Regions from separate parts of the Homo sapiens genome. Here region 1 is linked to region 2. The links are chromatin contacts, found by Hi-C or POLR2A ChIA-PET in ENCODE. All regions are on one chromosome and are shown on one strand. Each heading gives the region's core, a stretch centred on a gene start or an enhancer-like site at or near the end of the contact. The rest is flanking DNA. Distances are from core to core; before and after follow the strand shown. Region 1 overlaps GCH1 (GTP cyclohydrolase 1). Region 2 holds the start of PTGER2 (prostaglandin E receptor 2).

Evidence for each region. A loop is a pair of places that touch in the nucleus more often than their neighbours do. ChIA-PET counts read pairs that join two places held with the same protein, here RNA polymerase II (POLR2A). Pooled maps may share reads with other maps.
Region 1: a loop to region 2 is called in a pooled map, with 2.3 times the contacts of the local background. The contact joins the enhancer-like site here to the promoter of PTGER2 in region 2. A Hi-C loop is called at or near these places in 2 of 50 pooled maps. POLR2A ChIA-PET finds 5 or more read pairs at or near these places in 2 of 52 experiments (activated CD4-positive, alpha-beta T cell and activated naive CD4-positive, alpha-beta T cell).

The regions. Positions count from the first base shown.
Region 1 is chr14:54,889,314-54,893,551 of GRCh38, forward strand. The region is part of intron 1 of GCH1 (GTP cyclohydrolase 1); the gene reads right to left. Among named protein-coding and RNA genes, the nearest start is that of GCH1, 11 kb to the right of the region's middle. RefSeq lists an enhancer at 1,401-1,650. Within about 2 kb of position 1,623, at least 3 of the 41 ENCODE cell types and tissues checked have a DNase peak (open chromatin) inside an H3K27ac peak, as active enhancers do.
Region 2 is chr14:52,312,872-52,316,879 of GRCh38, forward strand. PTGER2 (prostaglandin E receptor 2) reads left to right here and starts at 1,441. Exons shown (of 2, transcript NM_000956.4): 1 at 1,441-2,520. The coding sequence starts at 1,678. RefSeq lists enhancers at 671-1,231, 1,232-1,791, 2,026-2,175, 2,196-2,335 and a silencer at 1,396-1,505.

The DNA of each region.
Region 1 (4,238 bases), core at 373-2,872, 2.6 Mb after region 2:
TAACGAACACTGTACCACAAATGCCTAGACCACACAGGTAAAATTATATTTTAAGCTATTTTAGTGAGAGATTCCTTGTTTGGGATGTTTGCCAATGGCCTCTATTGAACTGAGTTCTGATTCCTGCTTAGGACAAATAAAAACTAATGTGTGATACATAAAACACATCACACTTCACAGGAAGAGCCATGGCCTCTTAGGACTGCACATCACAAACATTTGGACCAACTGGACCTCGAAAAATTCACCCAGAATTCAGTCACGGCCAATTTCCTCACCTAAACCTGGCTGCTTGTTCACAGAAGTCTCCATAAGCAACAGTTGTTGATAAGCAAGAGGCAGCAGCCACCTCCCCATGGTTGCCAACCAAAAACAAAAAGGACAGTAAAATAAATTACAGGAGGAGGGCAGATAATAAAGGCCAAACATTGCAAAAGAACAAACCTCAGGATCTTCACCTGGGTCTCCAGCTCCAGCAAGGAAATGAGACAGAGTGGTTTCTCAGATTAACTGTGCACTAAACTATGCACTAAACTAAAATACTAAATTGCCCTATATGAGGAAATGCGATGGAAGATAAGAAAAAAATGCCAAAAAATGTAGCAAGAGGCTACAACAGAACAAAACCTCACAGCAATGGTGAGGAAAGACAACAGAAAATCAATCAAGTGTTTTTTGCAAGGAAAAAACTTATTCAATTTTAGAAAAATCACTTTGGCATGAATGGATCAGAGCAGGACAAGCTAGGAGGCAAGAAGGCCAGTTAAGAGGTTATTGTAATTTAAGTGAAAGATGACTCAGATTCTAGAAATATTCAGGTGGTATATGTGTCAGAACTTTGTGAGCATGATTAGCCAAGGGGATTCACGAGAAAGAATAATTGCAGATAAAACAAATAACCAGGCCGGGAGCGGTGGCTTACGCCTGTAATCCCAGCACTTTGGGAGGCCGAGGTGGGCGGATCACCTGAGGTCAGGAGTTCGAGACCAGCCTGACCCACACGGAGAAACCCCATCTCTATTAAAAACACAAAATTAGCCAGGCTTGGTGGCGCATGCCTATAATCCCAGCTACTTGGGAAGGCTGAGGCAGGAGAATCGCTTGAACCTGGGAGGTGGAGGTTGCGGTGAGACGAGATCGCGCCATTGCACTCCAGCCTGGGCAACAAGAGCAAAACTCCATCTCAAAAAATAAATAAATAACCAGGTTACAAAGACTAGATGAAGTAGCAACATGTGTCAGGTTAAAATTCATTACAAGGGTTGACTATGGCCAGAATGAACTTTAAAGACATCAGATAAAGGAGCTGGCCCTAATGCCATTAATATTGATCTTTTAAAAGTTTAAAATAAATCTAATTGCCTTGAAAACTCCATTTAATTTTAACTCTGGTACAGGTAACTATGAATGTTAGTGTATGCCTTTTATTGAAAAACACTTAGACCATAATCTCTAAACCAGCATGGACACGTTCTGCAAAAAACAAACAACCCAAAAAAACTCAAAATGAATTTCCTTCTAGGTTCAACTCAAAAGCTACTTTCTCCATAACATCTGGACTTTCCTGTCTCTCCACCAGAAGCACCCAGCTTCCCTCTGACTACACAGAACCCCTTTACTCCTTGAAGGCCAAGATCAGGCCAACAATCATCTTTGTTTCCCCTTTAACAGTGACTACTCATAGAGACCATCTACAGTTCCACTTTTCACAGTTTCAGTTACCCTTGGTCAAACATGGTCTGAAAATACTAAATGAAAAACTCCAGAAATAGACAATTCATAAGGTTTTTTTGTTTGTTTTCTTTTTGAGACAGAGTCCCACTCTGTCATCCAGGTTGGAGTGTAGTGGCACAATCTCGGCTCACTGCAACCTTCGGCTCCCAAGTTCAAGCAATTCTCCTGCCTCAGCCTCCCTAGCAGCTGGGATTACAGGTGTGCACCACCATGCCCAGCAAATTTTTTTGTATTTTTAGTAGAGATGGGGGTTTCACCATGTTGGCCAGCCTGGTCTCGAACTCCTGACCTCAAATGATACGCCCTCCTTGGCCTCCCAAGGTGCTGGGATTACAGGCATGAGCCATCATGCCTGGCATTTTTTTTTTTTTTTTTTTTTTTAAACAGAGTCTCCCTCTGTCACCCAGGCTGGAATGCAGTGGTGCAATCCCAGTTCACTGCAACCTCCGCCTCCCGGGTTCAAGTGATTCTCGTGCCTCAGCCTCCCGAGTACCTGGGATTACAGGCACATGCCACTATGCCTGCTTAATTTTTGTACATTTTGTAGAAATGAGGTTTGGCCATGTTGGTCAGGCTGGTCTCTAACTCCTGAGCTCAAGTCAGTGACCTGCCTCGGCCACCCAAAGTGCTGGAACTGCAGGCATGAGCCATCGCATCCAGCCAACAATTCATAAGTTTTAAAATGCACGCTATTCTGAGTATTGCGATGAAATCTCCAGCCCTTCTGCCCAGAATATGAATCAATCCTTTGTCCAGAGCATCCACATTGTCTATGCTTCCTACCTAATAGTCACTTAGTATCCATCTCAGTGATCAAATCAACCTTCAGTTTTGCAGTGTTTGTTTTCAAGTAACCCTTATTTTACTTAACAATGGCCCTAAACCACAAGAGTAGTGACGTTGGCAATTCAGTTATGCCAAAGAGAAGCTGTGTTTCCTTCAAGTGAAAAAGATTAAAGTTCTCAGTTTATTAATGAACAAAATCATTACGCTGAGGTTGCTAAAACTATATTAAGAACAAATCTTCTATCTGTGAAACTGTGAAGGAGGAAAAAAAAATTCATGCTAGTATTGTTATTGTACTTCAGACTGCAAAAGCTATGGCCACAGCACATGGTAAGTGCTTAGTTAAGATGGAAAAGGCATGAAATTTGTGGGTAGAAGACACAAACAGAAATTTATTCTGAATGATGGCAATCCAGTTTGGTACTACCCTCAGTTTCAGGCACCCACTGGGGGTCTTGGAACAGATCCCCAAGGATAAGGGGAACTACTGTATCTTCAATTCTAAGGTTTTCTTGAAATAAGGAAATTAAAATATAATATGTGTTGAGAATATACAACATTGTACAGAATGAATTACTGATGTGGTGGCTCACGCCTGTAATCCCAACACTTTGGGAGGCAGAAACGGGCGGATCATCTGAGGTCAGGAGTTCAAGAACAGCCTGGCCAACACGGTGAAACCCAGTCTCTACTAAAAATACAAAAATTAGCCAGGCATGGTGGTGGGCACCTGTAATCCCAGCTACTCAGGAGGCTGAGGCAGGAGAATTGCTTGAACCCAGGGGACAGAGGTTGCAGTGAGCCAAGATCACACCACTTCACTCCAGCCTGGGCGGAAGAGCAAGACTCTATCTCAAAAAATAAAAATAAAAATAAAATAGATGTTTTTAATGTGGATGAACCTTGAAGACATTTTGCAAAGTAAAATAAGCCAGACATGAAGGACAAACATTGTATGTTTCCGGCCGGGTGCGGTGGCTCATGCCTGTAATCCCAGCACTCTAGGAGGTTGAGACAGGCCAATCACTTGAGGTTAGGACTTGGAGACCAACCTGGCTAACATGGTGAAACCCTGTCTCTGCTAAAAATACAAAAATTAGCCGAGCATGGTGGTGGGCACCTGTAATCCCAGCTACTCGGGAGGCCGAGGCAGGGTAATTGCTTGAACCTGGGCGGCAGAGGTTTCAGTGAGCTGAGATCATGCCACCGCACTCCAGCCTGGGTGACAGAGCAAGACTCTGCCTCCAAATAAATAAATATTTCTACTAATGGGCTCCAATAGAATAAAATTCTAGTAAATGAATGTCCTCTTGGCCTTGAGTATAACAGATTTAACTTGGTTCAGATACTCTTTGCATAACCCAACACAAATTATATCCCAATCTAATTACTATAGACTCTAGCAAATTTATAACCATGGGAAACATATTTGTTTGCATAACCTGGAACTGAGAATTGTTCACATAATCCAGGATTCATAATCTGGGATCCAATGATTAGACAGTTGCCCTCTCCTGGTGAGTTTTAACACTGCAGTCTACTCAACCAAATACTAGACTCAAATTACAGTCCTCATATAGAAATCACTGGCAAATGAGTCAGGTGGGGAATGCCCAGGCATGGAAGGGTTTCTAGAGGTGGACAAAGCAAATAGCAGAGAAAATACAAAAGCGGGGATAGGTGAGGAAGAAGGGAGAAATCATTCAAATAAATCAGTA
Region 2 (4,008 bases), core at 191-2,690:
GTTAAGATCCTCTTTCCTAGGAATCCATGCCATGAGAAGTTTAGGGATTGAAGTAGTGCCTGCTGACATGTGAAAACCGGCCTGTAAACTTTGCAAGCGATCCAGTAAATTATGCTTGTTCTAGTGGGAACCACCCCCCCCAACTCCGCATTCCAATCCCCAGGCCAGAATCATCAAAGTTGGCAAAAAATATTCATGGAGAGTAAGCAGGCTGTAGCAAGATAGGCTCTTCAGCAGGCAATCTTTGCTTCCTCCCACGTTATGACTGTCTTTCTTGCCAGTTCCCTAGGCAGATCAGACCCTTCACTTCCCAGTTGGCCTCCCTTCCCCAAGTGAATGTGACTTCTTACAGAACACAATTACCTATGTTGTCTGCCAAACTGGATTTTGTTTTGTTTTGTTTTGTGTTAAATATCAGCCCATTTTCACGACTCTGCAATTATGACAATATGTGGTAGGAAACCATTACTGTCAGCTCCAGTCTGAAACTGGCCACTTACCAATACACTTTGCCAGGAACAAGTCTTTCTGGATGGATACTACGTGGTTAACAACATGTAAAGATAAACGGCTAAACAAAATATCAACATTTTCTTACAAGGCTCAGCTTAAGGACAGAACAGTGATGTGCAATGGTTTTCATGTTGTATCCACAAACACAATTCTGTATAAGACACACTCCTCTTTTTTTAATGGTTGCTTAAACAAGTGGTTATCCGTTATGCTGTTGACATAGGAAACGGTGAAATGCTAGTAACCGAATCAAAGCGGCAGTGCAACAGGCCGCTCGGTGGTGCGCATTGTGTGGTTTGGTTCCTTGGATGGACACACTTGCTTTACGCTTCATCCCAATTTTTGTCCCAACCTCTTAGTGTATCTTCCTGGGAATAGTAAAAACAAAGCAAAACATTCTGGTCTTACTTCAAGCTGCCTTTGCACTGTTATTCCCTTGTTCCGCTCATTTCACGGGATTGGGTTCTCCTAACTTCATTGTTTGGTGAGTTGCTTTGCTTTGCTCGTTGCCCCGATCTTCTGTGTATTCTGCGCAGACCCCGCAAGTGCTCCTGCACTCCCTCCCAGCCCTCTGCTGGGGCTTAACGCTTCCCAGCCGAGGTCAGACTGCCGTGCGCTTCGAGTACCGGACCCCGAGGAAGCGAGAAACGCCGCTCCCGCCGGTCGCGGGCAGCTTCAGTACACCGGCAACACGCGCGCCTCTGCCCAGTGCCGCGCCCAGCGGGTGCTCAGACTCCTTCTCTCCCTCCCCGCCGGCGCGCCCCAGGGACTCGGAACGCCCCCGCGAGTGTGACGCGTCCTGCCTCCCCTGCAGCTCGCGGACACTCGCACTTGCAAGGCCTGGCCAGCACTCTTGGGCCCGCCCCCCGACAGTGCGGGGGCGGAGACGACGGCTCCCCTAGGCTCTGGCTCCCGGCCTTGGCCGGCGCGGGTAGGCGCGGGAGCCTCGAGCGCCGCTCGGATGCAGCAGCCGAGCCGCCACTCGGCGCGCGGCGGGAGACCCAGGGCAAGCCGCCGTCGGCGCGCTGGGTGCGGGAAGGGGGCTCTGGATTTCGGTCCCTCCCCTTTTTCCTCTGAGTCTCGGAACGCTCCGGCTCTCAGACCCTCTTCCTCCCAGGTAAAGGCCGGGAGAGGAGGGCGCATCTCTTTTCCAGGCACCCCACCATGGGCAATGCCTCCAATGACTCCCAGTCTGAGGACTGCGAGACGCGACAGTGGCTTCCCCCAGGCGAAAGCCCAGCCATCAGCTCCGTCATGTTCTCGGCCGGGGTGCTGGGGAACCTCATAGCACTGGCGCTGCTGGCGCGCCGCTGGCGGGGGGACGTGGGGTGCAGCGCCGGCCGCAGGAGCTCCCTCTCCTTGTTCCACGTGCTGGTGACCGAGCTGGTGTTCACCGACCTGCTCGGGACCTGCCTCATCAGCCCAGTGGTACTGGCTTCGTACGCGCGGAACCAGACCCTGGTGGCACTGGCGCCCGAGAGCCGCGCGTGCACCTACTTCGCTTTCGCCATGACCTTCTTCAGCCTGGCCACGATGCTCATGCTCTTCGCCATGGCCCTGGAGCGCTACCTCTCGATCGGGCACCCCTACTTCTACCAGCGCCGCGTCTCGCGCTCCGGGGGCCTGGCCGTGCTGCCTGTCATCTATGCAGTCTCCCTGCTCTTCTGCTCGCTGCCGCTGCTGGACTATGGGCAGTACGTCCAGTACTGCCCCGGGACCTGGTGCTTCATCCGGCACGGGCGGACCGCTTACCTGCAGCTGTACGCCACCCTGCTGCTGCTTCTCATTGTCTCGGTGCTCGCCTGCAACTTCAGTGTCATTCTCAACCTCATCCGCATGCACCGCCGAAGCCGGAGAAGCCGCTGCGGACCTTCCCTGGGCAGTGGCCGGGGCGGCCCCGGGGCCCGCAGGAGAGGGGAAAGGGTGTCCATGGCGGAGGAGACGGACCACCTCATTCTCCTGGCTATCATGACCATCACCTTCGCCGTCTGCTCCTTGCCTTTCACGGTAAGTCACTCCCTACGTTTCCACAGCCCGGCTCTGCTCAGCCTTCTCATGCTCTCCCCTGACGCCTCCACCCTTTCCACCGCCCTACAAACTTTTTGCAACTTGTAAAAATATGTCCTAATTTGTAAAGATCTGTAGCCTTCCCCACTAGTTTCCCCTCCTCTTTAGCCCACTTCCTTATCCTGGCTTATGGGCGTTGCTAGGCTAGAGTTTCTTATACAATAATACAGACCGTCCGAAAGGGAGTCCTGGGCCTCAGCTAAGCTAGCCAATCTCCTCATCCTAGCCCTGGGCAGTGTCCCTTTCTCGCTGTTGCCTATCTTGGCTTAGTAATTGAGAAAGAGGCAGCCCCTTCCACCTTAGGATGGCTGTCACTGTTCCAGCCTGACGACCTGGAGCTGCAGTTTGCTGCCCTGTACCTCTCATCCACTGGTGCTGGTTCTCCATGCTTGCCTTCTGTTCCTGCCAGGGCAAAATGTAGTACCCAACCCATAGCATTCCAGCTGCCATTGAAAATGGTCCCAGATGAGAAGGGTCCCTGAAGCAGAAGTTTAGAGCATTTGTTATTTGTCCTAAAAGTCCAACAAACATCTAGTTTATAGGTTTCCCAATTTATATATTTGAATGTAACTCTTTGTGGCCATGAAAGTTTATAAAACCATAATGATAACTAGAGGAAATACTTGGAGGAACATCTTGCTAAGCATTTGTAATATCTTGCAAAACACGCTCTTAATGTCACTGTCAGAAATACACACAGGTGTCCTTCAGCTTACAGTTATGCACTTGATGAGCACAAAGCCACAGGCAGGAATGGCTGGTCCCTCTCAGGAAGGGAAGAGTGGGGCTACCTGGGGAACTGAAGGACAAGAGACCAAGTCCTGGCATCGTGCTGCCTTGATTTGGGGCAACTTTAGCAGTTATTTGATGCTAACTAACTGCTAAATGATATGAGGCTGTGAGTTCAAGTCTCCTCAAGTGTAACGTTTTAGCTGAGCCTGGAATATGTCCGAGAATGTGCTGGCCTCTTACGGGGGCTAGGAATTGGGAGTTGTGGCAACTCCACTTCCTAATCTTCAGAAGAGCAAGACTGATGCTGCAGCATCAAAGCAGTTAATAGTGACTTCCACCTGCCACAATCTTGGAGAAAAGAGATGGGCAGTGCCTACTATTAACAGGTCTGACCTGTAAAAGCTGGAGGAGAAGTAACTTTATCCTATCTCCTGCCTCCATTACTGCTTCTTACATCTTCATGTGCTCATCCTCAGGGATGGGAAGGGACACAGGGTCCCAAAGGTCTGAATATGATTCTCTCCTCCCCAGCCCAGTTAACTCCCTTAGCTACGTTCTCTTCTCCCTGGTCCCCACTGTCCTCACCCTTCTACCCCATCCTCTGTCAGGGCAGAAACTGTTCTGAATTGGTTACACTTTGAGGGAATGAGATAGAATATTCAAAGACGCCCTCTTATAAAATGAAGTCGGACTGTG